Regions from separate parts of the Homo sapiens genome. Here regions 2 and 3 are each linked to region 1. A link is an interaction called in ENCODE POLR2A ChIA-PET data of the cell type or tissue named here. Cell type or tissue: Panc1. All regions are shown on one strand. Links, peaks and the distances in the headings refer to the core of each region. The heading gives the core; the rest is flanking DNA.

Evidence for each region. Peaks named below come from ENCODE experiments on the same cell type or tissue, not always from the same donor. Only the 100,000 strongest peaks of a DNase experiment are listed, where the experiment ranks them.
Region 2: POLR2A ChIA-PET joins it to region 1 with 8 read pairs; 2 of 35 experiments call an interaction of 5 or more read pairs at or near these places.
Region 3: POLR2A ChIA-PET joins it to region 1 with 5 read pairs; 1 of 35 experiments calls an interaction of 5 or more read pairs at or near these places.

Annotation. Positions count from the first base shown.
Region 1 is chr10:125,863,314-125,873,709 of GRCh38, forward strand. DHX32 (DEAH-box helicase 32 (putative)) reads right to left here. Exons shown (of 11, transcript NM_018180.3): 2 at 3,677-3,870. Among named protein-coding and RNA genes, the nearest start is that of DHX32, 13 kb to the right of the region's middle. In Panc1, for the core only: CTCF peaks have their summits at 5,255 and 5,455; a DNase peak (open chromatin) is centred at 5,278; H3K27ac peaks cover 3,299 bases.
Region 2 is chr10:124,954,959-124,965,354 of GRCh38, forward strand. The region is part of intron 1 of ZRANB1 (zinc finger RANBP2-type containing 1); the gene reads left to right. Among named protein-coding and RNA genes, the nearest start is that of ZRANB1, 18 kb to the left of the region's middle. In Panc1, for the core only: no CTCF peak of the experiment used is centred there; no DNase peak of the experiment used is centred there.
Region 3 is chr10:126,593,080-126,603,475 of GRCh38, forward strand. The region is part of intron 2 of C10orf90 (chromosome 10 open reading frame 90); the gene reads right to left. Among named protein-coding and RNA genes, the nearest start is that of C10orf90, 72 kb to the right of the region's middle. In Panc1, for the core only: CTCF peaks have their summits at 5,126 and 5,339; a DNase peak (open chromatin) is centred at 5,122.

The DNA of each region.
Region 1 (10,396 bases), core at 1,142-9,141:
CATCCAAAAAATAGTAGTAGGCTTAAAGACAGTTTACTAATTGCCTATGATGTGTTTGATAGATACTAAGGGGCTACCAAAAAAATGAAAAAGACAGTATCAAATATAGACTACTGCCTTCTATAATCAATGATCAATTTTTTTTTTTTTTTGAGATGGAGTCTCACTCTGTTGCCCAGTCTGGAGTGCAGTGGCATGATCTCGGCTCACTGCAAGCTCTGCCTCCTGGGTTCACGCCATTCTCCTGCCTCAGCCTCCTGAGCAGCTGGGACTATAGGCACCTGCCACCACTCCCAGCTAATTTTTTTTGTATTTTTAGTAGAGACGGGGTTTCACCATGTTAGCCAGGATGGTCCCGATCTCCTGACCTTGGGATCTGCCCGCCTTGGCTTCCCAAAGTGCTGGGATTACAGGCGTGAGCCACCGTGCCCGGCCAATCAATGATCAATGTTAAATCCTCTGATTTAAATAGCTATTCAATCTGAGCTTATTCAAAATTATGGCTAGCATACCTCTTCAGGAAAATCAATCTTGTTCTAATCATAATTATAAAAATATAATTATAAACATAGCTACCACATACATACACCATGCATCAGTTACATAAATTTAATAGTCCTCACAACAACCCTCAGAGCAAGTATATTAATCGTCCACATTTTTCAGATGAGGCAACTTAAAGGTCAAAGAGGTTAGGTGACTTCTATAAGGTTACAAGTGAGTAAGTGGTGGAGACACCCTTTGACAGCCATGTTGCCTCCTCTCCAGAGCATGGAATACCAGGAAGAAAACAGGTGTTGCTTTATTTTATCATAGGGGTCTTTTCAATAGCTCTGGCCTCTTTCCTGTGACTCAAACACTGTTTACCACAATGCATCAGAGTATCTTCTGACTCTGCGCTGGTTCTGGGGGCATGTCACAGTGGAAAAGAAAGTACAATGTTCAGAAGCAAGAGTAACTGTGAAGTGAAGATATGAAAGCAATGAAGAATAAGGCAGCCCAGCAAGGGCAGAAAGAAACAACCTGCAAAACCTGTCAAAGCAGGAAGCTACTCTCCACCTGTCTCCATGGGTGCCTTTGTACCTCAGCCCACCACACCTGAAGCAACTGTCCCTGTTAAGAAAGGAATGCCATACACAGATTGAAACTAATACATACTTTAATATATAGTATTTCCTTTGGGTGTCAGAATTGAATGCTTGGGTTTTTACCATAAAACAATCCTAAGCCTAACATGTGATAGATGTTTAAAAGGTGAGGCGTGTCTAACAGTATTATTAGATTTCCCCACCATTATTTGTCTTTGTGGCTTTCCATATTAAGAAGTATCTTAGGCTGGGTGCGGTAGCTCACGCCTGTAATACCAGCACTTTCAAAGGCCGAGGCCAGCAAACTGCCTCAGCTAAGGAGTTTGAGACCAGCCCAGGCAACATGGCGAAACCCCGTCTCTACTAAAAATACAAAAAGTTAGCCAAGTGTGATGGTGCATGCCTGTAGTCCCAGCTACTTAGGAGGCTGAGGCACGATAATCGCTTGAACCCGGAAGATGGAGGTTGAAGTGAGCTGAGATCGTGCCACTTCACTCCAGCCTGGGAGACAGAGTGGGACTCTGTCTCAAAAAAAAAAAAAAAAAAAAAAAAAAAAAAAAAAAAAAGAAAGAAAAAGAAATATCTGATTCCATATCATGACAAAGCTCTTATAATATCTCATTTTAAAAATGACTACATTAAAGAATCCTTTTAAAGGGTTTTCAAAGTCTAGATGGTATTAAAGATATAATATTAACTTCAGAACCTAGTCAGAGCCATCATTTAATTAAAAACATAATTCAAAGGGCTACTTTAAAATGTCAAACCAACCAACCAACCACAAATCTGCTTAGGGATCCTTCACCCTTTCAGGGTCCTATGTCTTGTCCTGTCCAGCTCTTTAACTAGTTTGTGAGCTCCTAAGAACCAGAGAGGTTTTTATGTTTCTTTTGTACCACTCACGTACAATTTACACAATCAGCAATTTATAAATACATAGTAATTTAATGACTCAGGGACATAATTGTTATAATAACAGAAGGTAATATATCTTCAAGAAGTTCAAGTCAGAGTGCTGATGGTCTAAAGACTTTCCCCTATGATTTGACACTAGCCTGAAGACTGTCTTCTACTTTTGAAGATAAACGTTTGAGGGAAAGTAGCTTAGTACAAACCGAATGAGCCCCATGGGCTTTCTTTTTTTCTGGGACAGGGTCTCACTCTGTCACCCAGGCAGGAGTGCAGTGGCGCGATCACAGCTCACTGCAGCCTCGATTTCCTGGACTCAAGTGATCTTTCCGCTTCAGCCTCCTGAGTAGCTGGGACTATAGGCATGCACCATCACGCTCACTAATTTTTGTATTTTTTGTAGAGATGAGATCTCACTGTGTTGCCTAGTCTGGTCTCAAACTCCAGAGCTCAAGCAATCCTCCTGCCTCGCCCTCCCAAAGTGCTGGGATTATGGGCATTAGCCACTGTGCCCAGCCCCATGGGTTTTCTGAATGGAGATAAGAACCGCACCAGAGTGCAGTGCTAGCTGGGACAGGGCAAAATCCCTTCCACTATCCAGTTTACCGAACATCCTCCTGGGGATGAGCACATGAGACACTAGGGATATGAGCACGTGAAAAACCATCCCTGCCCTGTTACAGAAAAGCAGAGCTTCCCCAATGCTGTGCGTGGCACACTGTATGCCACACAAATGGGTTAGAGAGGTGCAGAAATACTGACCCCGAGATACTTAGCTACTTGGCTCTTGGAGTGGTCGGGCAGTGCCCGGGGCAGCTGAAGCCCGTGGGATGGTCAACTCTGGCTCCAGGCAGCTGTGACCATTTCCTTGCGGTACTGTATGGATACTATCACTTTCTATGATGGCTGTAATATAAAGGTGCTTGAGAAGCACTAGCCCAGAGCAGTGATTTTTCCAGTTTCTTTTTCCTTTTTTTTCTTCTTTCAAGCTCTTGGAAATCCTTCTTCAAAGGAAATCTCATAATGAAGCTAAGCACAGAAGAGATACCACAACTTGCGGTAGCCACAGAGAAGTCTCCTTGGAACATAGAAGACTCTGCAAAGCACAGTTTGAGAAACACTGTCGAAGCTGCTATGATGCAGGCTGACACCAAGTTTTCCAGAAGCCCCACAGAGGGTTTTCTAATGTGTATTACTGGAGGGGCAGGGAAGCCTTCCTGGAGTAGGTGGCTGCTACACTGCATACTGAGTGACTAGGAGGAACTAGCCGGGCCCGGACATGCTGAGCACAGGGAGGGGCAGGTGTACAGGCACAGGGTGTGGAAAGCACAGGGCACACAGTGTGCTCCAGGTGTCCATGTGGCTTGCACACAGGCAATGATGTGGACCCTGCATGAGGCATAGCTCCAGAAGCACACGCTTGAAGGTTCTGAGGGGCCAAGCAAGTTGTTAACTTTTTCCAGGGGATAATGGGAGTCATGGGATACATTTAGACAAGGAATCCCAGATGATGCCAGTGTGGGAAAGCAACTGTTGCTGGCTGGCTGATGACAGAGACCAGTTGCTACTGCACAGCATAGATGCTTAACAGGTAGAATGCCAGAATAATGCTCCTTCAGAATTGTAGAACCTAAGCCAAGAATCATCAGCAGGGAGCGGACTGAACCCCACAAACCAACCTCAGGATTGTTTCGTTGGTACAGCAGTTCTCGAAAGGGATCACGTAGCCAACCTCATGACCAATGTTAACATCCATTTCATCCGCCACCCGCAGGGCGAGCTGGACCACAGTCTGCTTGTGGACCTGTGTGCATATCACGCCCCCGTGCTGGTAGTGGATGGAAAGACAATATTCAGCACACCACTGAGGAACCTGTAGCAGGAAAAAATGAGACAGGATCAGCTTCTGCTGAAAACAAAACAAGAGACATCTCTGTCTTACAGCAGGGTTCATCTTATAAGTGATTTTCTTTCATCAGTAAATCAGCAGTGGGCTGTATTACATCTTACTTAGTGAAACTCTGAACAATATGGATTATGCACAGAGTTACTGCTAGGAAATAAAGTTAAGAAGAAACAGGAGTTAACAGGGACTGTGAAAGTTTGACTGCCAGACAAAAAAAGGCAGATAAAAATCAAGGACAGGCCGGGTGTGGTGGCTCACGCCTGTAATCCCAGCACTTTGGGAGGCCGAGGTGGGCGGATCACGAAGTCAGGAGATCGAGACCATCCTGGCTAACATGGTGAAACCCCGTCTCTACTTAAAATACAAAAAATTAGCTAGGCGTGGTGGCGGGCGCCTGTAGTCTCAGCTACTTGGGAGGCTGAGGCAGGAGAATGGCGTGAACCCGGGAGGCGGAGCTTGCAGTGAGCAGAGATTGTGCCACTGCACGCCAGCCTGGGCGACAGAGCAAGACTCCGTCTCAAAAAAAAAAAAAAAAAAATCAAGGACAAAAATGAAAAAAAAAATACTTTCAACCTCAACTGTGTTTCTGAAAAGACTAATGTATTTAGAGATTATTTTCTTTTTGATTAGAAGGCCCATCAAAAATATGGCTTCTGTTATCAGCTATTGTGTTTTAAGCAATGTAAATTATAGATAGCATTTAGATAAAAACTAGTGACTCAAAATTAAAGCATTTATATTTAAATCCAAATGATGATAACAAATATCCAGATAAGCCTACTTAACATTTCTCTGATAATAAAAGCTAAAATATCCTGGTAATTTACAATCTAAATATAATTAAATAAATAAACCCATCTAAATAAACCCAGTGAGATAATCAACCAACCCATCTGGATTTGGAGTCAGTTCTAAGCAAAGCTACTCTAGAGCCATTTTATTTTAAAAATCCTTTTTTTTCTAAAATATATTATGGACCAACTGATGTTTATCACATTCATTTGTACAAGAATTATTATAGTAGAATGTACTGAATTCATTTGTATGCTACAATCTTAAGGCATTGTCAGTAAATTATGCATTGTTACATGCATTTTAAAAATAAATTATTCCAAGAGTGTTTTTAATTGATCTAAGGAATTTAAACGTTGTAAAATTTCTAATTATCTTGAGGTCTGCTATTTATGAGATTCATTATGAAATTCTTAGATCTGAATTCTCACTGTAATTTGAAAAATAAACATAACTCACCAGAAATACAAGTAACTCCAAAATGAATGACTGCTGTAGACTGTAAATTCCTAAGGACTGAAAGGCAAATGCACTTCCTGCACTTTCAGATAGGTGTCAGCCTTGTCAACAGGTTGCAAGTTATCAGTAATTATTTACTCAACGCTTACTTTGTTCTATGAAAGATGAAATTTTAAGATACTGCGCTCAGGAAACGTGGAATCAAGGCAAGATCCAGGAATAACAAGCCACCTAAGGGATTGGCTTGCCATTAATTTGTTCCATGTAAACCACAAATTTTCTAAGCTTTAGTTAATTCTTACCTGTAAAATGAATAGACTGAATGAATGAGAATTATCCTTCAAGTTTGAACTCTGGTGTCGTTTTCTCCACAAGGCTTGCTGTGATCCCCTAGGTATCTAGATCCACGGTGTGCTTCCCACCGTGGCAGCCATCACCTTCCTGAGGTTGCTGTTTGTTCCTAGTTCCCCACTACCTAACGGCCCCTCAAATGAGCTCTAAAAGCAGAGACCTATCCGTGTTGGTCACCAAATTATCCTAGTACTCAGTAATTATTCATTGAATGAATAATTTCTTATACTGTCTAGAAATAATTTAAAATTCTGTGATTCTACATAGTTTAAGATTCTACATCGTTTAAGAATTTACATAAAATTTTGCCTCCTTTATTCCTTAGCAAGTAATTTTTTATTCTTGCCAAATTCTTACTTTTAAATGGATTGCCTTCATGTCAGGGTCCACTATCTAGGGTCCCTAGCCAAGACCTCAAACATCATTCATGTGAAAAGCTATATTAAAACTACTTGTTTTTAAAAAATTTTCTTTAGGCCAGGCATGGTGGCTCATGCCTGTAATCCTAGCAATTTGGGAGGCCAAGGCAGGTGGATCACCTGAGGTCAGGAGTTCAAAACCAGCCTGGTCAACATGGGGAAACCCTGTCTCTACTGAAAATACAAAAATTAGCTGGGTGTGGTGGCGTACGCCTATAGTCCCAGCTACTCAGGAGGCTGAGGCAGGAGAATCGCTTAAACCTGGCAGGCAGAGGTTGCAGTGAGCTGAGCTGGCACCACTGTACTCCAGCCTGGGCGACAGAGTGAGACTCTGTCTCAAAAAAAAAAAAAAAATTTCTTTAGTAGAGACAGGGTCTCGCTCTGTTGCCCAGGCTGGTCTCAATTGCCTGGGCTCAAGTGATCCTTTTGCCTCAGCTTCCCAAAGTGTTGGGATTACAGATGTGAGCCCCTGTGCCCAGCCAAAACCCTTGTTTGAATATGATTCTCTGTCTCTCCACTATGTGGGAAGATCCTTAAGCTACACGTGTGGTTTGCATTTGTTCCCAATACCGAACAGAGGATCTGACATATGGTAGGGATAAGAGTTGAGTGGAAAGATGGATAAGGACATCATAATAATTGAAAAGAAGAGAGAGAAAGGCTTGGGCTTAGTGCTAAGCATGGGAGAGAGGTAATAAAACCACGGGAAAATTACTGCAAAGGAAGAATAAGCAGTGCCCACTAACAGACTAATTATGCATAGGAAGAAGACAAATATTCTATGATTTCTAACTTAAAATACTAATTATATAATTGACAAGAACAGGAAATTGGAAAGTAAAATAAAATAAATGAATGAAGCTAAAGAGCAGCATAAAGTTCTTTTGGGGGGAATCAGGAGTTAGGAGGGTAGGAAGATGACCTTCAGGATAGTCAGGAAGATGGTCAATGTTATCAGAAGAACATCCAGGCATAACCATCCTGGGATCAACGGAAAAGCAAGGCAGGAGGCTAAGGGAGAGGTCAGAGCTAGAGATAGGCATGGTAGTTGCAGAATTTCAGTACTGAAAGAAATCTCTGGAAGACATGAAGGCCAACACCCTCATTTGATGCATGAGGAAAGAAACTTAGAGGCGTGACTTGTCCAAGGTCATACTGCCAGTAAACAGCATGACCAGAACCAATCCATATCTTCTAGTTTCTTGGCGAGTATAATTGCCACTACATCACAGTTGCTTCTAAGCATCTTTATAGAAAGGTGGCAACTGAAGCCATGAAATTCTCAGGCAATCAGCATTTTAAATTACTCTTTCTAGGCTGGGTGCGGTGGCTCACATCTGTAATCTCAGCACTTTGGGAGGCCAAGGCGGGTGGATTATTTGAGAGGTCAGGAGTTTGAGGCTAACCTGGCCAACGTGACGAAACCCCATCTCTATTAAAAATACAAAAATTAGCCAGGCGTGGTGGTGGGTGCCTGTAATCCCAGCTACTCGGGAGGCTGAGGCAGGAAAATCACTTGAACCCGGGAGGCGCAGGTTGCAGTGAGCTGAGATCACACCACTGCACTCCAGCCTGGGCAACAGAGCGAGACTCTGTCTCAAAAAAATAAAAAATAAAAATAAATAAATAAACTACTCTTTCTAGCCTAATGGCAACATCAGGGGGACAGTACTATGATGACAGTGGGCACTGCTTTACATAGCTAGAATCGTTGCTGAAATAATACTATCCAGTTTTATTAAAACATTTGGACACGTTCAGCCTGGTTATTCATATAAGGTCCAGGACAGCTGCTTTCGAACTCTAAAATTCGACAAGATTCCAATGATCATGAGCCATGTTCTCAAGCTTCTGATTTGGGCCTTTTTTAAAAACTGCATTTAATTTATTTCTCTTTGCTCATGAAACACATTCTGCAAGATTAGTTTATTACAGTGTGTTGATAATAGTATAAACATTATACATTCCTGGAAGTACAACAAATATACCAATCCAACAGTCTTCATTTTCCTTTTCTGCCTTCCTCTACATTAGAGCAAACTATTTCACCTATGAGGCAAAGACATTAATTCAGAAATGGGAAAAGGCCATCTAAATATCAGTTACAATAACCAGTAGAAGACTGAACATATCCATATCGTGCTTAATGTAGGAATGTTTGCTTACGTGCCCAAGTTAATAGTTGAGCAGAAGTCACAACAAATTATACTGCACGTACTCAACTGTGGCTCTGACCACATAGGATGCAGCTCCCCTTCCAGTAACAGCTACTTGGAGATAGTTAACAGTAAGCAATGCAAACACAAACTGAAAAGGTTATCTCCAGCCAGAAAAGAGGGAAACATGAAACCATCTGCCTTATTTGTTAGAGTTCTCCAGTTTTACATGCCTTCTGAATCACTCTGGGCAAGCTAAGTAACATACTGAGGGTTGATTCCTTAGCAAACTTGAATTACTGGCTAAAAAATGTTATCATTTGGCAAATGTCGATAATTTGAGTATTTCACATTTCAAGGGATACTGAGATTGCAGCTTTACAAAGAACTCTTGCCTTCTCTGCATTTATAGTAAATATTGTATCTCTTGTTGGTATTGACCTTTCTTCCCCTAGTTCTGCTTCTTTTCTTTTTTTTTTTTTTTTTGAGATGGAGTCTCACTCTTGTTGCCCAGGCTGGAGTGCAATGGCAGGATCTTGGCTCACTGCAACCTCCGCCTCCCGGGTTCAAGCAATTCTCCTGCCTCAGCGTCCCAAGTAGCTGGGATTACAGGCACGCACCAGCACACCTGGCTAATTTTGTATTTTTAGTAGAGACGAGGTTTCTCCATGCTGGTCAGGCTGGTCTCCAATTCCCAACCTCAGGTGATCCGCCCGCCTCGGCCTCCCAAAGTGCTGGGATTACAGGTGTGAGCCACAACACCTGGCCTAACTTTTCTGGGTACTACTTAGCAACTTTTTCATTGTCCCAGTTGCATCTTTGTCTTCTCACCAATGACTTACAAGCCTGTTAGAGGTTTTGTTTCTACCCCATAGTTCCTCTTTGGAAGATATTCCCCCCTAGTATTAAAAAACATTATTCTGGATGGACTAGTTGCCAAGTTGGCACTATGGGAATTAGAAAAGCTTAAATAGTTGTACCTTTCTATGAATCATTTGGCTTTAACTTTTTTCAGAGAAACATTGAATTCTGGGTCACTTTGTGACTGAGTACTTAGCAAAAGTTGCACAATATGGTGAAGAAACAGAAAATTGCTCCTCTAACACATAAAAAAAGCTATTTTCATGTGATTTATCCTGGGAGTTTGGTGATGTGCAACCCTTGGATTTACGCATTTGGTCTGGAAATGCTCCCTAACTAGAAATCAATACTTCACATCTCTTTATTCTGAACTCACCAAATACTTTTTTCATGTTTCTCAATCCATTTTCTAAATTCAGTTTTCTGTACTTCTGATGTGCCATTTGCATAAAGCCAGAGCAGTGGGGCCTGCCCTATGCTCTGTCCCAAAGCCCAGCTGGAACTGACTCTGGGGCATGCAAGGTAAGCAATCGAGGCATGAGAATGTGCATCCCTGGCCTCTTACCGCCTACCTGAAAGGAAATCACCAACACTCTGGCCAATCTGCTGCTATGAGAGTAGGTAAGAGGAGTCCTCCGGGTAATCAAAATCTAATCTAAATCAAGGCTTTATCAACCTAAGTTAGCAACTGCAGTTCTACAACTTGTACAAATTCAGACAGTGAGGCAAAGATGCTCCATTCCCAACTCCGGGCAGCACACAGAGGTTGGGCTGCTGGGTAGTGGGAGAGCTGGGGCCTGGGGTCTTTAGGGTGGGCTGCAGGGAGATCTCCTATAAGAATCTGCAACCAGATCCAGATCAGAATCAAGGGAGCAGCAGCGGCATCACGTATCCGTGTATGGTCTCATCACTGCCACTGTGGCAAGAGGACCTCCACATGAGCTACACTGGTGTAGAACTTTCTGTCCTTTCCATCTACTGCCAGTGATTGTTTCACCTCATCTAATGGATAATAAAGTTAGTTAACTATAATTTAATATAGTTAAATGAGAATAAATGAAGTGAGAAAAAAAGGACCTCCATGAGACACAATGCTATTACTGTTCTGTTAGACACATACTAGTCCCAAAGGCCTCTAATCCCTCACTTTTGATCATCAGGACGTCCATCAGGGCCTGAGTCCTCTTCTGCTTTCTTCTCTTAATGTCTCTAGGACCACCAATCCTGAAGCTACTGCCAAGGTCCCAATCACTCCCTTTAATTTCAGTACCAGAAAAACAGAATCTACAAGTTTAAAGGAATCTAAAGAACCACCAATTCACCCAAAGGTGAATTCAACACATTCAGTGTTGAATTCATCAGCACAAGCTCATGGTTTTTAAGTTTGCAAGTCTTAATGGTTTCAACAACATTCCTGTAAAATGCCTAGCCTGAGTATGCCCCTAAGGCAGCTAT
Region 2 (10,396 bases), core at 776-8,775, 910 kb before region 1:
CTCTACTAAAAATACAAAAAATTAGCCGGGCGTGGTGGCAGGCGCCCGTAGTCCCAGCTACTCTGGAGGCCGAGGCAGGAGAATGGCGTGAACCCGGGAGGTGGAGCTTGCAGTGAGCCGAGATTGCGCCACTGCACTCCAGCCTGGGCCACGGAGACTCTGTCTCAAAAAAACAAACAAAAACGAACAACCAAAACCCACCTAATTGTCCTTTTATTAAAGACAAAACAAAAATGGTTCGAGTTAAAAATGTTACATTAAAAGGTTTTTTTTTGTTTTTTTTTTGTTTGTTTTTGAAACAGGGTCTTACTGTGTTGCGCAGGCTAGAGTGCAGTGGTATAATCTCGGCTCACTGCAACCTCCACCTCCTGGGTTCAAGTGATCCTCCTGCCTCAGCTTCCCTAGTAGCTGTGATTACAGGCATGAGCTACCATGCCTGGACACATTAAAAGCTTTTAATAGGATCCAAAATGTACACAGACTTCTGTAGCGTCTTTTGGCCTGCATCCGTAAAAGGAAAGTGAGTGCTAGAGTACTGGCAATGCTTTGTAGTCCTTGGCTAACTTTGCGTGATACTCTTAAGTGTGATGCGTGTGTAGCTATGAAGACTGTGATCATTTCACTCCACAAACGTTTGTGATTGTGGGTTTACTTCCTGTCCAAGGTAGTTCATATAGGTAATAGAGTTATTTTTAGCAACATGAAATAAGTATTATCTTCAGGTAGTTTTTGTTTTTCAAGTTTTTAAGGATTTCCTGTTTTGATCTTGGAACACTGGATATAAAATAACATTTTATGTCATGATTTTTAAGTGAATTGTGAGAATTTCCAGCAACATAAAATATTCTCATCTGTAGGGAACACACATGCCTGTGTGCACACTCACACTTTTCACCTCTTCCCTTTCTACTATTAAATGATGCTGGCCCGTTTGGTCCGGGATTTGAAAGTACTTCCTGACACCTGTGATAAAAAGAAAGCTTCCAGGAATGAATGTTTCTATTAAGGCAAATGGGCGGTGATGGCAGAAATAAAGCGCCAGTATTCTTCTTGGTTGCCTTTAGTATGTCTGAGACGTAGTTCTCGGCTTTCAGAAATGATTGATTACACAGGGTTGCCAACTAGTAATGTGCCTTTTTATGCTGAGAAAGGGACTATGTCGCGTGATTCTTGATTATGTGATAACTGACATTTGAATATGCAGCATTGATTCAGTAACGGCTTTCATTTAAAAAAGAAAGTACTATATTAAACGAACACATTGAAATATGAAATCCAGATGTATCCTTTAAATATCAAGTATAAAAGGATGTGTTTTGACTCTAGAGAATTGTTGGGATCTAAACTAACTTTAAAAAGTTGCGTTAAACTAGGCACACGGTTTAAAAAAACCCAGGCAGCACAGAAATGCAAATATAAAGAAATGCAATAGTTTCTTCTTCTCTCTACCTCCAGTCCTGCTGTGCATAGACAACCACTATTTTCCCTGTCATTCTTTTATTTTACTTTTATTTATTTTTATTTTTTTGAGACGGAGTCTTGCTCTGTCGCCCAGGCTGGAGTGCAGTGGTGCTATCTGGGCTCACTGCAATCTCTGCCTCCCAGGCTCCAGCGATTCTTGTGCCTCAGCCTCCCAAGTAGCTGGGACTATAGGCAAGCTCGCCACCACGCCCAGCTCATATTTGTGTTTTTTAGTAATGGCGGGGTTTCACCATGTTGGCTAGGCTGGTCTCGAACTCCTGACCTCAAGTGATCCACCTGCCTTGGCATCCCAAAGTGCTTGGATTACAGGCATGAACCACCATGCCTGGCCCCTGTCATTATTTTATAATGAGAAATTTCAAAACCTGTATAAAGGTTACAAGTGTAATATATTGAACACCACATGCCTTTGACCTAGATTTTCCAGTTCTTTGCTGTATTTGGTGTCTCTGTATGTCTTTCTCGTGTGTATTCTCTGAACTGTTTGAGAGTTAGCTGAAGACATCATGACACTTTACCCCTAAATATTTCAGCATGTGTTTCCTAAGAACAAGGACATTTTTTCCTACACAACCACACAGTATAATTATCCAAGAAATTTAATACTGAAAGTCTATATTTAGTTTCACCAATAGTTTCAGTAATTGCTGTTGCCCCACCTTGTTCAGTTAAGGATTATACATTGTGTGTAGTTTTGTCTCTTCAGTCTTCTCTAATCTAGAACAGCACCTGTTTTTTTTTTTTTATTTCATGATTGACATTTTTGAAGATTCCACTTTTGCAGAATGATCTTCAATTTAGATTTGTGGATTTCCTTATGATTAGATTCAGTTTAAACATTTATCTTTTTTAGAGGAGGGAGGAATACTATATAGGTGATATTATTTGAGGCAGCACCTCCGATACCTCTGAATAATGTCCTTGTATCATTGTTCCTTTTTTTTGCAATTTATTTTGAGGTAAAATATACGTAAGATAAAATTTATACCATTTTACTCATTAAGTGTATATTATTAGCATTGGGTACATTCTTATTGTTGTGTAACCATTTCTACCATTCTCTCTAGAGCTTTTTTACATCTTGGAAAACTGAAACTCTGTATCCATTAAATAGCTCCATTCCCCCTTCCTCCAGCCCCTGACAACTGTCATTCTACTTCCTGTCAATCAATTTGACTGTCGTAATAACCTCATGAATGGAATCATACAGTATCTGTCCTTTTGCTTATTTCACTTAGTATAATGTCTTTAAGGTTCATCTGTGTTGTGATCTGGGTCAGAATTTCCTTCCTTTTTTTTTTTTCGAGAGGAAGTTTCGCTCTGTTGCCCAGGCTGGAGTGCTGTGGTGCAATCTGCGCTTGCTGCACCCTCTGCCTCCCAGGTTCAAGGGATTCTCCTGCTTCAGCCTCCCAAGTAGCTGGGACTATAGGCGTGTGTGCCACCATGTGTGTCTAATTTTTGTATTTTTAATAGAGTCGGGGGTTTCACCATGTTGGCCAGGCTGGTCTCGAACTCCTGGCCTCAAGTGATCCACCTGCCTCGGCCTCCCAAAGTGTTGGGATTACAGGCGTGAGCCACTGCGCCTAGCCAGAATTTCCTTCCTTTTTGAGACTGAATAATATTTCATTGTATGTGTATACCACATTTTGTTTATCCTTTCCTCAGTTGATGAAAATATATTATTTCTTTTTCACCAAATTTAGACATTTGTACTGACTTCTTGTAACGATCTTTGATAGTTTAGTTCATTTTTGAATAATAAAGGCAGACAACTTGCGACTAGCATGTGCAACGTAGCGGGACCTCTTCTCTATTAAAAATAAAAAACTTAGCTGGGTGTGGTGGCAGGGTGCCTGTAGTCCCAGGTATGTGAGGCTGAGGTGGGAGGATTGCTTGAGGCAAGAGTTTGATGCTGCAGGGAGCTATGATCAGTCATTGCATTCTAGTCTAAGCGACAGAGCAAGGCTCCATCTCAAAGAAAAGCAGACTATATGCATTGTAGACTATTTCAGAGATAAGAAAAGCTATGAAAAAATAAAAATAGTTTGTAATCTCACTGCCTAGAGGAAGTCTGTCAGATTTTTTGTGTATTTTCAGTCTTTTTTTTTGCATTTATTTACTTTTACATAGTTGAGATTATATTGTATATCCTTTTTCATTGAACTTTATATTTTGAATCAACATGTTACCTTTTAAAAATGAATGTGTAATATGACATTGAATTGCTGCACCTTAAATTAACCTGTTCTTTATTAGCAACAGTTTGGGAGTCCCTGTGGAGCTGTCTTTGCTGATGTTTGTTGTTAAGAATGGCATGCTGTCTCATTTTATTAATCATTTGTATTTTTTTCTGTGAGTTGTTGATTCATGTCTTTTGTTCACTTTCGTTCACTTTCTTTGGTGATTTTATCAAGTTACATGAAATCTATATGAAAAATACACATCTCCAGTCCCAGTCTGGGCAACATAAAATCATTTTTGGCCTCGGCCTCCCCAAATTGCTGGGATTACAGCGGCGAGCCTTGGCACCTGGCCTCAGTTACTTTGAAAAATTGTCTTAGCTTTTACCTTTTCTTTGTTCATTCATTCATGCATTCAGGTACTCCCTGAGTGTGCTCCCAAGCACTTTGAAAGAAGTCATGTCTCTCAAAGAGTTTATAGGGCAAATAGAATTTAGCAAGCCAGGATAGCTCAGCAGAGGAAGTACAGGGTCCTAGAAGGAGCATAGAACCTAATCTCATTAGGAGATTTGGAGAGGACTTTTGGTGACATCTAAGCTGAAACTTGAAAGAGAAGAAGGAATAGTGTTTCTATTAGTGAGAATTTTATGTGTTAAAAATCCAGGGTGGAGAGACCAAGGCATGTCAAATAACCCGAGAGAAGTCAGTTGGTTGGAGTGTAGAATGAGGACTGTGAGAGAGAACCTGTAGGGAATATTGGGACTATTTAACCTGGTTAAATAGGTTAATTCCTTAACCTGGTTAAGGAATTTAGCTGTTAACCTGAGGGCAGTGGTAAACTTTTTTTTTTTTTCCCCCTGAGATGAGATCTCACTTTGTCACCCAGGCTGGGTGGAGTGCAGTGACATGATCACGGCTCACTGCAGCCTCAACCTTCTTGGGCTCAAGGGATCCTCTCACCTCAGTCTCCCAAGTAGCTGGGACTACAGGTGCATGCCAGCACGCCTGGCTTATTCTTTAAATTTTTTGTGGAGATTGGGTTTCTCCCAGGCTGGTCTTGAACTGCTGAGCTCAAGCAGTCTGCCCTCCTTGGGCTTCCAAAGTGCTCAGATTACAGGTGTGAGCCACTGCGCCCAGCCTAGTGGTCAACTTTTGAAAAGGGAATGCCGTAATTAAATTTGTAGTTTAAGAAGACCACACTCACCCTAGTGTAGAGGGAGCAACACTTGAGATGGCAGACCAGTAGAGTAAATGATAGCAACTTAGGTATAGCCAGGTATAGCTGGGGTAGAGTCAGTGGAGATGGGGAAAGGGAGATTTATTTGAAAAAGACTGAAGTAGAATTGGCAAAACTTGGAAGAATTGATACTGGGCTGAGATGAGGAGGAGTTTAGAAAGCCAGATTTTTGGTTTGGACATCTGGGTTGGCTAACAGTATCATTTTTCCTGGACATAGGAGAGGGAAAGTTTAGGTTTTTTAAGAGGTTTTGTGGTGAGGATGCCTGATGGATTATTGGATACATGGGGTCTGAAACTTTTGGGGATGGATGCTTGTGGGGCTGTGAGTGTCTACAGAAGCCATGAACTTTCTTTTTCAGTGGCAAATTATAGGAGCTTTCTTGTTTAGTGTTTCTAATTGGAGACCTTAGTAAGATTGACTGGGTTACTTTTGAACATTTCTTCCAATTTGATGATTTTCTGTCTTAATTCTGTCTACTTTTGTCTAGAAGAATTAAATGTATATAATATGAACAGTATAAAGTTATAATAAATTATGAAAGTTTTTCCTTTTATCCTTTCTTCCTTGCCCCTGCTTCGTTTTTTAAACAGAGACAGGGTCTCACTCTGTTACCCAGGTTGGAGTGCAATGGCGTGATCATAGCTCATTGCAGCCTCGAATTCCTGGGCTCAGGTGATCCTCACAAGTAGCTGGGACTACAGGCATGCGTCACTATGCCTGACTAATTTTAAAAAATTTTTGTAAAGATGAGATCTTACCATCTTGCCCAGGCTGGTCTTGAAATCCTGGGCTCTAAGCGATTCTCCTGCCTTGGCCTCCCAAAGTGCTGAGATTATAGGTGTGAACCACTGCACCCAGCCTCCCATTTCCACTTTTAAAATGTTCATTTACCCTCTAGTAAAAAAAAGGTGGGCTAGACTATTCAGTTTCTCTCGGCCTACCTGAGATATAGTGTAATTATAAAAATCTAAAATTTAGTTTCAAATTCAGCCAGGGTAACTTGGCAGTGTGGCAATTGAAATTTTTATTTTGAAGTCAGAAAAACCTTTGGATGTGATTTCAGTGGTGAATGTGGTTTTGGCATACACTATTTTATGAGTTTCAAAATCTACTTTTGGAACCTAAGAGTTTTTGTTTTGTTTTTTGTTTTTTTTTTTTAGACAGAGTTTCGCTCTTTGTTGTCCAGGCTGGAGTGCAGTGGCGCAATCTCGGCTCACTGCAACCTCCGCCACCTGGGTTCAAGCGATTCTCCTGCCTCAGCCTCCCGAGTAGCTGAGATGACAGGCGCACGCCCCCACGCCCGGCTAATTTTTTTTTGTATTTTGAGTAGAGACAGGGTTTCACCATGTTGGCCAGACTGGTCTTGAACTCCTGACCTCAGGTGTTCCACCCACCTCGGCCTCCCAAAGTGCTAGGATTACAGGCGTGAGCCACTGAGCCCAGCTGGAACCTAAGATTTTTAAGAACCGTAATTTCCTTTCAGTTGAATATTTTCAGTAATGTTTTAAGTGACTCATGATGTGAACTCATGTTCATCTGTTTCAGCCCTGTTAACATTTGTCCCCATCTCTGATCACTTGTCCCAAAGATAACTTTGTGGCATGTTTCCTTTAAGTCCTGCCATGTTGCTTTCAGCAGCAATTCTTCCTGCTTGGCAGGATCTTCTTTCTTACGAAGTTATCTGTTAGGTTAGGTATTTTTTCATGACTTTGGGGACTTATATTTTCACAAGAGTGGGTTGTTAACACTCTGATCAAAGATGTAAGGAGAAAAGAGCTCAGTAGTATAGACTATATTTGACATAGTTTGTCACAACTTACAGATAATTTAGAAAGCTTTAATTAGTGACTATTTGACTTCCTTCTCTCATTGAATCTTTTATTTTTCTAAAGAGGATGTTTTAGTAATGGACAGTGAGATTGTTGAATAGAAGCTAGTCTTGATATGTTATAGATTAAATTTAAGAATTTGTTTATAATTTTGATTTTCATCTGATTTTTTGAATAGGCTGTTGTTTTGTAGCACTGTTACTAGGAATAGAAATAGTGGATCTTAACTTGTTGCTATTATTATGTGGAAAATACAACCAGGAGGTGTTTTGGCCTGCTCAAATTATTTCTGAGATTGTTCCTGTGCTTTTGCCTACTTGAAGGTACACTTTAAAAAATATTGAAGTCATTTTATTTAAAAAACAGCTCATTAGTTTTGAAAGAGTTTGCTGTGAATATCTCCAGGTTCAGGATTAAACTATAGCCAAATGCTTATGATATAAAAAAGTATTACTGGGTGGTATAGTTTCCTTTTAATATGAAAACCGGTTAAATGAGTTAAACTCTGGCTAGAGGAAAACCACATCTGCATCTTTCTCTGACCATGGTAAAGGACATTCTGAACATTACCACTTAAAACTAACTTTTCTCTTTAAGGGTTCCTGAAATTGTGCCAGCCGACTCCAGGTCCACCCTGACCCCACAGCATAAACCATGCTGTGATGTCACAGCTACCATAGAACTCCAGGGTAGTGTTGGGCTGGCCCATGTGGGCTCAGGTAAGTCCTGGCTTTTTTTTTACCATTTGGCATTCTTTTCAAAGTTAATAACCATTATAATTTTATGTCATAAAGGAAAATAAGGCAAAACTTTGAAAACTGTGCCATATATGGGGGAAAAAATAAGTCTGTTTTCTAAATATCTATGAGCCAGCTCTAAATTCTAACCAGTGGAGTTCCATAGTAGCTGTGAAGTCCCCAGTGAGTCATTGACCTGTGGCTTCAAAATACGTAAACTGTACTCCTGGCCCAGCTTACGGAATAATATATGTTTGCTTTTTATTTTTTTTAACGGTTTAGCTAGTAATATATAATATAGTGGCTTTCATTCTTAGGCCTTCATGTTTTAAGAAGTGTATTAACACTTTATCTGTAATTATGTTTCACTATTAGGCTAATTGTGCATTTCATTCAATTTTGAATGTATGGTGATACTACAGATTAGTTTTATAAAATTAATCGTCCCAGAGTGGCTTCAGCTGTCCTTTTATTTGTCTTCATGAAGGAGAAAGGGACAGAAGGCATAATACACGTTTGTTAAATTTTCAAAAAAAGTACTAAGAGAAAGATGCTTTGGCTGGGCGTGGTGGCTCACGCCTGTAATCCCAGCACTTTGGGAGGCCGAGGTGGGTGGATCACCTGAGGTCAGGAGTTCGAGATCAACCTGATCAATATGGTGAAACCCCGTCTCTACTAAAAATACAAAAATTAGCTAGGTGTGGTGGTGTGCGCCAGTAGTCCCAGCTGCTCAGGAGGCTGAGACAGGAGAATTGCTTGAACTCGGAAGGTGGAGGTTGCAGTGAGCTAAGATCGCGTCACTGCATTCCAGCCTGGGTGACAGAGCAAGACTCTGTCTCAAAAAAAAAAAAAAAAAAAAAAAATGCTTCAGTTACTCTTGGAGGCATTGTGAGATGTCAGTAACCTAGAAAACATGTATATGTTGATTATCTTCTCTTGGAACTTTTCATTTTTTCCTGGCCTTTCTCCCATAAAGTGAGATTTTAACACTTGCATTTATTTGTCTTTCCCTGTCTACCAACTCTTCTACCTTATTCTTACGTTCTTTTTATCCCCTGACATTAAAAGGTGCTCAAAGTGTAATTATGTGAAGAACTCAGATATTGTAAGGTTTTTTTTTTTTGTTTGTTTTTTTTTTTTTTTTTTTTTTTGGGCATGTATTATGATGCTTTTTCCCTGCACTTCACTTTAAGTAGAAAACATGCGGTGGCTAAAACTTTAAATTATATGCGTATGGGCCAAATCCTGTTGAACCAACCACGTCTACAACAAAAACGTGTCTATGAAGTAATGTCTAAACTTTCAGAAGTTCTCTTTGAGCAGTGTGCAATAAAGACGTAGCAAAAATTGGGACAGTTCAGTGACATTTTCATGAAATTTGATTTGTAATTTACTAATCTTTGTAGCTGAAAATGTGCAATTCTTAATGAAAAGAATGAAATTACGTATTCCCCAAACACTAGATAATAAAATAATTTTCTTTTAGATATTATTTTTTACCTATATTTAAGTGATGTGTGTTTTTCATGCTCTGGGAAGTTTGGAGAATTTCGTGCTGTCAAAAACTGAGAATAGTCTGTTCTCCTCATCTTCTGTATGTCTGCCATGCTGGGGAATGGGCAGTATGCCCGTTTGTAGTTTAATGCAGAGCATGGAGTAGGAGGGACTAATTAAGTGTTTTTGATAATTTTGTATTAGGTCAAATAGAAATCCTAGTTGTGTTTGTGTATATCGGCTTTATTGAGACATAATTTCACATACCATGCATTTCAACATTGTAAGTTCTGGTTATATTTTTAAAAAGCACTTAATGAAAGCAGAATTGGTGATATTATTGTACATTATAGTTCCAAAGTACAGTCTGCTGATTTTGTTGTGCTATGTAGTCTGCACCCCACCCCCCAGTGCTCATTAACTTCTAATTACAGAAATCTCTCAGAGACATTAGAGAGGAAATCTTAAGAATTTCTAAGATGAGATTCTTCTAGACTTCAGCTATATGGTGAGTTAGCTAAAAACAATAAAGCGATTTGAAGATCTCCCCTTCTTCCAAGCAAAAGAAGGAAGTTATTTGGTGCTTAGCTTTAGATTACCTCATCTCTGTCTTTGAGAAATAAGAAATAAACATGAACACATATAGTACAAAACACCTACATACATGCATACACGTATATACACATAAATTGTACAGATCTTCCTCTTTGCTTTTTCAGCTAAATTGATCAGACTCTTGGGTTGTTTTTGGAAGTGTTTGGAACATTTTTTATGTAATACGAAAAAATTTGTAAGTAGATAATATTTTTAGATTAGAACTAAAGACTATAAAAGGTGCCTTGATGCTATGTATACCTGAGAATAGTCAAGGGCTTTGATAGGTCTGAAGGGAAAGGTCGTTGCCTTCATACAGAAATGCTATGAAGTGAAAGGAGATGGTGTGGGCATGGTCAGTCCTAAATAAAATAAAACTGCATTGAATTATCTTAAAAGTTATGGGCCCTACCAGACTATACTTAATTGTTCATTAAATAATTTAAGCAGAAGTTTCAGAGTTCTTTCTGTATTTGAACATAATAATTGGAAACAGAAAACTCTTCGATCATAGAGTTGTTTTTAGTTCAAGTAGCACTTTCTGGTCTATTTGAAAGGCTTGCCCCTTTGGGAAGATTTATAGCCTTTATCTCATGCCATCCTTGATTAAGCTTTAGCTTTGACTTCTCTAGGGTACACTGTTCCTCAGAAGGATGTGTAAGGTGGGTGGAGGTGGGGCATTTGTAGCTGAACTTGTATATGCATGGTGAGGAATTTATCAAGCTACATTGCTGTGAAAATAAGAATTCCTGTAAGAAGGCATTCTTAATATAATGGGTTTTCAACCTGAAGAATGTATATGTCTGTGTTCGGGGCAGGGGGTCATTTTTTTGAGGAGAG
Region 3 (10,396 bases), core at 867-8,866, 730 kb after region 1:
TGTTGGTGACAAAGTAAATCAATTCAACCATTGTGGAAGACAATGTGGTGATTTCTCAAAGATCTAGAAGCGGAAATGCCATTTGACCCAGCAATCCTATTCCTGGATATATACCAAAAGGAATATGAATCATTCTATTATAAAGATACATGCACACATATGTTCACTGCGGCACTATCCACAATAGCAAAGACATGCATTCAATCCAAATACCCATCAGTGATAGAATGGATAAAGAAAATGTGGTGCATATACACAATAGAATACTATGCAGCCATAAAAAGAAACAAAATCATGTCCTTTGCAGGGACATGGATGGAGCTGGAAGCTGTTATTCTCAGCAAACTAACACAGGAACAGAAAACCAAATACCCCATGTTCTCACTTATTCAGTGGGAACTGAATGATGAGGACACATGAACACATGGATACATGGAGTGGGGAACAACACACATTGAGGACTGTCAAAGAGGCATGGGGGAGGGAGAACATCAGGAAGAATAGCTAATGGATGCTGGGCTTAATACCTAGGAGATGGGTTAATCTGTGCAGCAAACCACCATGGCACATGTTTATCTACGTAACAAACCTGCACATGTGCCCCAGAACTCAAAGTTGCAGGAAAAAAAATGAGGAAAAGAAAAAGAAAATTGTTTATTTCCTACCATACATTGTGTTCTCTGCTACCCTGTAGTTTTAAAAAGTTTTTGTTGTTGTTGTTGTTTCCAAACATTGTGCTTGGTGAGGAGTCAGGGGCTGAGGGTGTATCATATTTATGCTCCACAAACAGTATCCTAGGTCTTCCAGGCAGGATATCGTCTGCCATAATCCTGCATGGAGGGGCAGGAAAGACTGAAGATGGCCACATGGTAAAGGAGCCTCCACAAGGGAAAGAAAAAATGAACACCTAAAAGCAGGATCAGCCCAGGGAGGGAACTGCTCATGAAGTTCTAGAGCCACAGGAGTGAAAAAGGCCCATGTGTCCCCTGATAATCACATAGTTACCTAATTGCAGAAGACCAGGCTTGCTTTTTTTTTTTTTTTTTTAACCTAAAATGAAGTCAATCTCTATGTGCTAAAGTGAAGTGAAAACTTCCCTCTAGGCACATTCCTAAGTGATAAGAGCAAGCTGCAGGACGGTATGGCTAGAAAGATCTCATCTGCCAAGAAAACCAAAAAGGAGCAAAAATAGAGACAAATCGTGTGTCTGTGTGTGTGTCCATACATGATTGTGTGATATATATGTAAATACTCAGAGAAAGGACTAGAAGGAAATACATGAAAATGTTAGCAATAATCATCTCTGGGGAGGGAGTTTGGATTGGGAAGATGAGTGTGGACAGGGGACATCCTCCTGAGTTATGTGACTCACTTGCAGCAGTCAGCAAATGTTTCTGAATATTCACCTACACCAACCTCTGTTCTAGATGCTACATCCAGGGTGAACCAGCCCGTGAGGCAGCACCCTCCTGGTGACTGTATTCAGACAGAAGGATTGAATAAATAAATATATAAATAAGTAATTCAGGTATGAATAAATGCTGTGTACAGAACTAGAGAGTAACATGATTGGGAATGGTGCGTGGAGCTGGTGAAGTCCTCTCTGAGTAGCTGATGATGGTGAGGACGGAACTACAGCGGATTCAGAGCAAGAGCATTCCAGGCAAAGGGATCAGCCAGGGCAGAGGTCCTGAGACAGGAAGGGTTTGCTGTGTTCAAAAGACAGAAAGAGAAGGGATATGGCCAGCAAGTAGTGAACAGAGAGGAGGTGAAAAAAGAAGGGCACTAAGAGGCAGGTGTGAGACTTATTGGCATGCCCGTGGGTCTGGACTGTGTCCTCAGTGAAATGGGAAGGCCCTGGAGAGTCTTAAGGTGGAAGAGGAGAGACATGATCAGGTTCATGCTAAGAGAGACCACTCTACTTTAAAAGGTTTTTAAATAGAATTTAAGTTTTTCAAAGAAGCAAAATGTTGTACAGGAAACAGTGGCACCATAGCACTCTCCCATCTCAGAGCCAGTACTAAGGATTTCCAGAAGTCTTTAGCCTTGTTCTCAAACTCTGGATTCCAACTCTCACTGTGCAACCACTTGCACTTAACAGTTATTAGCTAGTTTGCAAGAATCCAGAGTCTTTGGAAACCCAAGCAGATCATGAGGATGTCAGGTCACATTTCAGAAAGTGGGGAAAAGAAATTCTAATTGATATCCATGAAGCTGACCTCTGCTCCACATTGACTGATAGGTTGGGCTTTTCCACTGAGATGCAGAATGTGCTTGCAGAGCCTTTGGACGACTGCCACCCCTCCTGACAAACTCATCTTTTATCTCCTCTGCAAGTGACAGCATCAGAAAAAGAGGATATAAATTATTTAGCTTTAAGTGTTACTCATTTTCAATGTTTAAAATGCTGAAAAGGCAAATTGCAAATAAGGGATTTTGTGGAATCTCCCGCAGCTCTCCACCAGAGGCTGTGTGGAGGTGGGGCAGAGGAAGGTGTGGTACTCTAGGAGGAGACCTGGCCTGCAGGTCCGGTTCTGGCATGGACTCACCTGCAAAACTACAACCTTCTCTGGGCCCCGTTCCCCCATCTTATAACTCAGAGACTAGACAGGATTCTAACATTGTTAGATGTGAAACTCTGTATTCAAATGAAACTTTATCTAAAGACCAATAAAGGCGAATATAGCAGTGGAGGAGCCCTGACTGGGATTGAGGAGCAGCTGGGGTCCACATCTCTAGCTCAGTACCCCACACCCCAATACATATCCCAGCCAGGTACCTCTTCTTGGGTGTCTGTGAGTCCTCAAGTTCAGGAGACTATGACATTTAGAAAAAAAATAAACCTCAGCCTGTACCTCACACCACACATGAAAATTAATTTGAAATGGGCCATAGACTTGAATGTTCAAGTTACAACTATAAAACTTATAGAATAAAACACAGGAGAAAATCTTTGTACCTTGGGGTAGGCACCGATTTGTCAGAATGCCAAAACTACTAACCATGAAAGAAAAAAGAAAATCAGCCTGGGCTACATAGTGAGACCCTATCTCTTATTTAAAAAAAAAAAAAAAAAAGCCAGGCATGGTAGCACACACCTGTAGTCTCAGCTACTCAGGGGGCTGAGGTTGGAGGAGCTCTTGAGCCCTGGAGGTCAAGGCTACAGTGAGCTGTGATTGCTCCACCGCACTCCAGCCTGGGTGACAGAGCAAATCCTTGTCTCAAAAAAAAGTAAAAGAAAAAATAATTGGACTTTGCCAAAATTAAAATCTTGTGCTCCTTGAAAGACACTTATTTAAAAAAAAAAAACAACAACAAACAAAAAGAAAAGCCACAGACCAGAAGCAAATATTTGCATTAAATATGTCTAGCAATAGACTTGTACCTGTTACATACGCTTCTTCACTTATGATGGGGTTACATCCTGACAAATCTATTGTAAGTTGAAAATATTCTAAGTCAAAAATGCATTTAATTCACCCAACCTAGCAAACATCAAAGCTTAGCCTAGCCTACTTTCAATGTACTCAGAACACTTACATTAGCCTACAGTTGTGCAGAGTCATCTGACACAAAGCCTATTTTATAGTAAAGTGGTGAATATCTCATGTAATTTATTGAATACTGTAGTAAAATTGAGAAACAGAATGGTTGTATGGGTACCCGAAGTATAGTTTCTATTGAATGTGTATCACTTTCACACCATTGTAAAGTTGAAAAATCACAAGTTGAACCATCATAAGTTGGGGACTGTCTGTATATAAATAACTCTTATAACTCAATATGACAACTCAATTTTGAGAAATGAGGTAAAGATTTAAATAGACACTTCATAAAGACATACAAATGACAAATAGGCACACAAAGAGATGTTCAACATCTTTAGTCATCAAGGAAATGCAAATTAAAACCACAATGAGATACCGTTAGTCACCTATTATAATGGCTTATACTAAAAATGCTGACAATATCAAGTGTTGCTGAAAATACGGAGAAATCTCAACTTTTGTATATTGCTGTTGGGAATGTGAAGTAATACAGTTCACTTTGGAATACTGTTTGGCAATTTCTTATAAAGTTAAATATATGTTTACATGTAACCCAGCAAACCCACTCCTACAGATTTCTACCCAAAAAGAAATGAAAGCATATGTCCACAAAAAGACTTGTATGAGAATGTTCATAACTGCATGATCACATTGGTGGTACATCCATGTAATGGAGAGTAGTACTCAGCAATAGAAAGGAATGAATGGATATTCCAGGCAGAGGGGACATGTGTTCATCAGCCTAGAGGCGAGATAGCACATGGTGTGCTTGAGGAGCTGCGTGATTGGGGCAGGGCAAGTGGAGAGGAGGTTGGAACCAAATGCCACAGAGCCCTGTGAATCATGCTAATGAGCCTGGATTTGTTCCAAGGGCAAGAAAAACTGATGCAGCAGATGAACTTAATCAGCTTTGCATTTTAAAAAGACAATTGGATGCTGGCAATAGAATGAACAGTAAAAGGACAAGAGTAGAAGCTGAGAGACCAAATGGGAGACCAACAAGTGATGATCATGGCTGGGGTCAGGATGGCGATGATGGATAGAACTGGGTGCATTTGGGAGAGCTTTAAGAGATCACATCAAAAAAATTTAATGAATGACTAGATTTGGAGAAATTATTCTACTCATCCCTATTAAATTTCATCTTCTTAGTTTCCACCCTTCATTTTAGATTCTGTCACTCAGGCCATAAGCAATTCCTTACAAATATGATTAGTGTCTATGTGTGTCATCTGAGCCATTGCTACAAATATGGAAACAAGATAAGATGCATTAAGGGACAAGAGACTCCCCTACCCATTTCCAGGTTGACTTGGAGCAATGCTTTTCACTCTACCAGCTATGAATATACCTAGCCCATGTTTTTCCACCCTCCCCACAAGGATATCATAAGACCTGGCCAAATGCCTCGTGGGCATCCAGATACCCTATTTCAATGGCATTCCTCTGAACTGCTGCTTTGGTAAGTATATCAGAAAAGGAAGAAGGCTAACATGACCCACCCTTCTGCAAACTGTCCTAGGGATCTCAATAGCCTTGCTTATGGTCCTTGCTCATTGCTGCCCACCAGTGGCAGAGCTGGTCCCATACACAGGATGCTGCGCACTACCCACTCCTGGCCCTTCTCCAGCAGCTGTAGGACTGGGTAACAGGTCTAGCAGGGCTAGCCTTTGGCCCTCCTAAGCAATGTGTTACAAACTCAGGTGAATAATTATGTCTGGCATGCTTCTCGTGGAAGAGAAAAAGAAACAGCAAATATCCTCTTGACATCTTTTTTTTTTAACATCCTATATGATGCCCATATGAGAATTAATATCTTTGAGCACCAAATCCACAGAAGGTAGATGTCTGGAACAAAATCTGCCTTGCCTTCCAGCTATGCCACCCCACAGGTTATGATTTAAGCATCCATAACACCAATACAGCTTCAGCTTGTGGTCTCTTCAGCTCTTACACATTTTCGGTGTCTTCCTCTATCAGATCTGTAATTAAGCTACTCTTGGAGTACACCGTTTCACTTGCAGTTGGTGTGTGAGCTGCTCTTTAGGAAGGAAGCAATCATCAACTCACGGGTAAGCTTATTCAGTGGTGGCATTTCTAAGCTGATTTAAGCAGTCTGTCAAAACTGAGGGAAATTAATGAGTTTACTAGGGAATATTCCCATCTCTGGCATTGGGGTAAGGAGGGGAAAGGAATGGATGAAAACTAGGGAGTCAGGCTGACTGTGCTTTTTTCTTTCCTTTTTTCGTCCTTCTTTCCTACCTTCCAATTAAATAATGAAGGCTTAGCTGCTTCTTGATGATCTATAATTCAGCTTTGCTCTATATTCAAAACAAATCTTCACATGTACATGTTGGCAAACTTCTCATTGCTATTTTGTTGACAATAACAGAGAAACTTGAGGATATTTCTGTTGGAGACACCAGGCTTCAGCATCAGCCCGTCTGACATTTCCCAGATCTTGGCTTTTTCAGGCAAGGTCTCCTCTGCACACCAAGTAGACCTCTCTTTGCACTACAGAGATAAGAATGCCAGGCCTCATTGGGTTCCACTCCTTTTTTTTTTTTTTTTTTTTGAGACGGAGTTTCGCTCTGTCACCCAGGCTGGAGTGCAGTGGCGGGGATCTCAGCTTACTGCAAGCTTCGCCTCCCGGGTTCACGCCATTCTCCTGCCTCAGCCTTCCGAGTAGCTGGGACTACAGGCGCCTGCCACTGCGCCCGGCTAATTTTTTGTATTTTTTTTTTCTTTTTTTTAAGTAGAGATGGGGTTTCACCGTGTTAGCCAGGATGGTCTCAATCTCCTGACCTCGTGATCCACCTGCCTCGGCCTCCCAAAGTGCTGGATTCCACTCTTAAAGACAAGGCTGGGATCAGCTCCAGGAGCCATTCAATTGATGGAAAGGCAGAGCATTAGGAAGGATCGGAAGACAGAGGCTGCATGGGGCCCCATGCATCCTCAGAGATGTGAGGGCTGATCGCCACCCTCTGGCTGCCCCTAAGCTTGGTAGAGTTTTAGGTGCTTCATTTATAGCTGCCTACACAATTAAAGGTGGATTAGAAACCTGGTAATAGGGGATTAGGGCACTAATCCCCTTCCAATTGTTAATATTAATTAAAGTGCTTTTTTCTCTTATTATTTAACAAACACTAACTACTTCATTAAAAAGAGGAAAGAGAGAATATAGTTTGGTAGGGTAATATCTGGATTACTTTTTCCATCCAGGAAAGCACTGGTGCGTTTTCACTTCCAGAGCATAAACTGTAATAAATGTGAAACACAAAAAGGAAGAAGAGAGTATCTTTTGCTTTCCACCAATTAATCAGTCAGAAAGTGTTTCAATTTTAAGATGTAAATGTCTATCTTTTCCCCCAACAATTTTCTTATTGGCCACTGTAGTCCAATTATTTCGATTAAAGCAGAGAGGGCTCAGTTAATGAGAAGCAGGTTTCCACAGTGTGTGTGTGCATGCTTGTGTGCGTGCATGCGTGTGCACGCAGGTGTGTGCATCGCATGTGTGTGCACAAGTGTGTGCGTATCGCATGTGTGTGCACACGTGTGTGTGCATCGCATGTGTGTGCAGGCAGGTGACTTTCCTTACGGTCCAGACGGCCAGCAGGAAGTCAGCTCACCGGCGTTGGCATGCGGAGTGCAGACTGCCAAAGCTGTGCAGGTTTGGCCGTCCCTGGGAGACGCTACAGAAAATCTCCAGGGCAATATTATTATCTTCTCTTGTGGCCATTGGATGAAAACAGTCACTGAGCCCTGTTGTGTGCAGAAACCTGTGCCTGCCATGTGCAGGGAGGAGATATGAGAAACAAAAGCCAGATGTGGTGAGGACCTCATGGGCGCACACATGACAACCAAAGCCAATCAAATGCAAATGAGCAAAAGCCAACTGCCTGCAGAGAGTCAGGAGACACCAAGCAGGGATGAGAAACCCCCTCACCCCAGCTTGGGAAAATCCATCTCATTAATGCTCTGAATTTAAAAGTAAACAGAAGATATCTACGTCCTCCTCTGTGCTCAAACCAGAAAATTGATACGATGTATTACAGTCCCAGCTACACATAAAAGACTGAATGTGTGTGTGTGTTTCTTAGGCGTGTGTGTGTGTGCATGTGTATGTGTGTGTGTTTCCTCAGGCATCTGTTTAAATGCAGTATCTTACCTTAATTGAGGGACACTGAGGATCCAGGAATCCCTCTTCTGGGTCTTACCCAAAAGGAGATGAAATAACCGCCTTGTAAAGGTATCCACACTCTCCAGTCCCTGGCAGTACTATTTACAGTAGCCAAGATATGGAAACAGCCCAAATGTCCATTGACAGATGAATGGATCAAGAAAATATGGCATCTGTACTGTGTATACAATGGAGTATTATTCAGCCTTTAAAAAGAAGGATATTGTGTCATTTGCTACAACACAGACAGGCTTGGAGGACATCATGCTAAGTGAAATAAAGCCCACACAGAAAGAAAAATACTGCTTATCTCACTTAGATGTGGAATTTTTTTAAAGGTCAAATGTACAGAGATAGAACAGAAAGCCCCCGGGTCACCAGGGGTAGGGGCTGAGGGTGGGGAGATGTAGGTTAAAGGATACAAACCAGCACATGTGTGGGATGAACAAGGCCAGAGATCAAATGTACAACATGAGGACTCTAGGTAATCAAATGTATTTGAAATTGTTCCTAAATAAGTAGATTGTAACTGCTCTTGCCCCCAAAAAGTAACTATGTGTATGGTAAATATGTTAATTTACTTAACTATAGAAGCCATTTTAGTATCTATGTGTCTCCCATGACATCATGTTATAAATCTCAAATATACACAATAACATTTATTTTTTTAAAAAGGTGACACAGGGACTGTGCTTTACTTACCTTCACTTTCCCCAAAGCATCTTATATGAACTTGACCTCAAACAAGCCATATTTCTAGTTTCTTGCCATTTTGGTACATTTATATACACCAATTATTTGATTGATACAGCTTTTTAAATATTTAAATAGTATAAAGTGATTTTTCTAATTATACCCTAGAATTCAGAGGCTGACTAAAGTTTCATGCTCCAAGGTTCCTACCACACAAACTCTTTCCTGGACCCAGAATAACCAGCAAGTAGCCCTCCTAAAGAATAGCGGGGACCCCGCCAAAGCCACTGAGGCCTGGATGCCGGTGGAGGGAGAGGCTTGCCTGTCATTGCCCTGGGGCGTGCCCTGCCTGTGCTTGCCCACTTGCCTCCAGGGAGCAGGAAAACCCCCTAAGACATTCTTATACGCTAACCTCGCTCTCGTTTATAGCTAGTCTCAGATCTAAATGCTGCGACTGTCCTAAAGATGAATAAACAGCATGCAAGTACCCTACGTTAGGAAAAGCAGGGGATGGTCCAACAGCCATCTTTCACGTTGCTATGTAAACGTTCGCTTCAAAGCTGGCCCCTCTTACATGAGCGCACAGTCTGTCCCTCCCAATGAGGCCCACAGATCCAGCTCCAGGAAAACTGTCCTCTCAATTGCTGGTATTTAAGGACAAGCCCTTCTGATGAATCACATCTCTAAGCGAGCTATTATACTGTAATCCTAATCACCTCTTCCTAAGCTTTGAGCTACAATAGGGTTGCTGGATGCACTGAACACCCGTCTTGACAAATAAGCAGCTATGAGTAAAATCATGATAATAGTAATGAAAGCTACTGTTTAGCCAGAAGTTTCTCTGACCTGGGCCTCTAGCTTACTTGGAATATAATATCTCATGCCTATACAGTGAGGTAGGTACTTGCTGAGATATAGCAAGGGTAAGAAACCCTCCAAGATGACCTAGGTGTGAAGGGACTTGGTATCAATCATAACAGGGTGGTTCCACTGTGGAACTCCTGACCCTGAATATTCCCTGGTGGGCACACAGCCTGGGCTCAGGAGCACACAACCCTTTAAAGGTGGGAGCAGCACCTGTTTACACTCAGAGCAGGGCCATTTTCCTGGTTTGGACAGAGCCCATAACCACACGAGTGCTTTGAATATGATCTGTAAGCTCATTTGCTCTGATAGTAGAGGCAATTTAACCCCTCAAAAAGCAAGATGGGTCTTATAAGGGATGCTGTATCATAGTGTCATTGGCAGGGTTTTGGGCTTTTTTTTTTTTTTTTGGTCTTTCTGAGCTCTGCATAAAATAATGGAGAATCTTACAATCAGTGGGTCTTGGATTCCATGAAATGTGGTCATGTCTATTCATCCTCTTGTTGAAATACATTCCAAAGGGCAGTTTTCAAAAATCAGAATATGAGTAATGCAGCACCTGCAGATTGGCAACTCGGAGAGAGGGACAGAGTTGGGGAGAAGGGAGAGAGAGAGAGAGACAGAGTGAGAGAGACAGACAGAGGGAAGCAGAGAGAAGGAGGGAGGAGAGAGGGAGTGGACAGGTGCGGTGGGGGAGGGGATGATGCCTTGCATTAGTCACATTTGGACATCAGAAGAGAGTTCCAGTCTGGAGGTGGAGCTGGAAGTCATCTGTATTAGTCCGTTCTCACGCTGCTAATAAAGACACATCTGAGATGAGGTACTTTATAGTAAGAGGTTTAATTGACTCACAACCCCTTAGGGCTGGGGAGGCCTCAGGAAACTTACAATCATGGCAGAAGGCGAAGCAAACATGTCCTTCTTCACGTGGCGGCATCAAGGAGAAGTGCTGAGCAAAAGCGGGAAAAGCCCCTTATAAAACCATCAGACCTTGTGAGAACTCACTATCACAAGAAGAGCAGCATGGGGGTAACCGCCCCCATGATTCAATTACCTCCCACCAGGTCCCTCCCATAACATGTGGGGATTATGGGAATTACAATTCAAGATG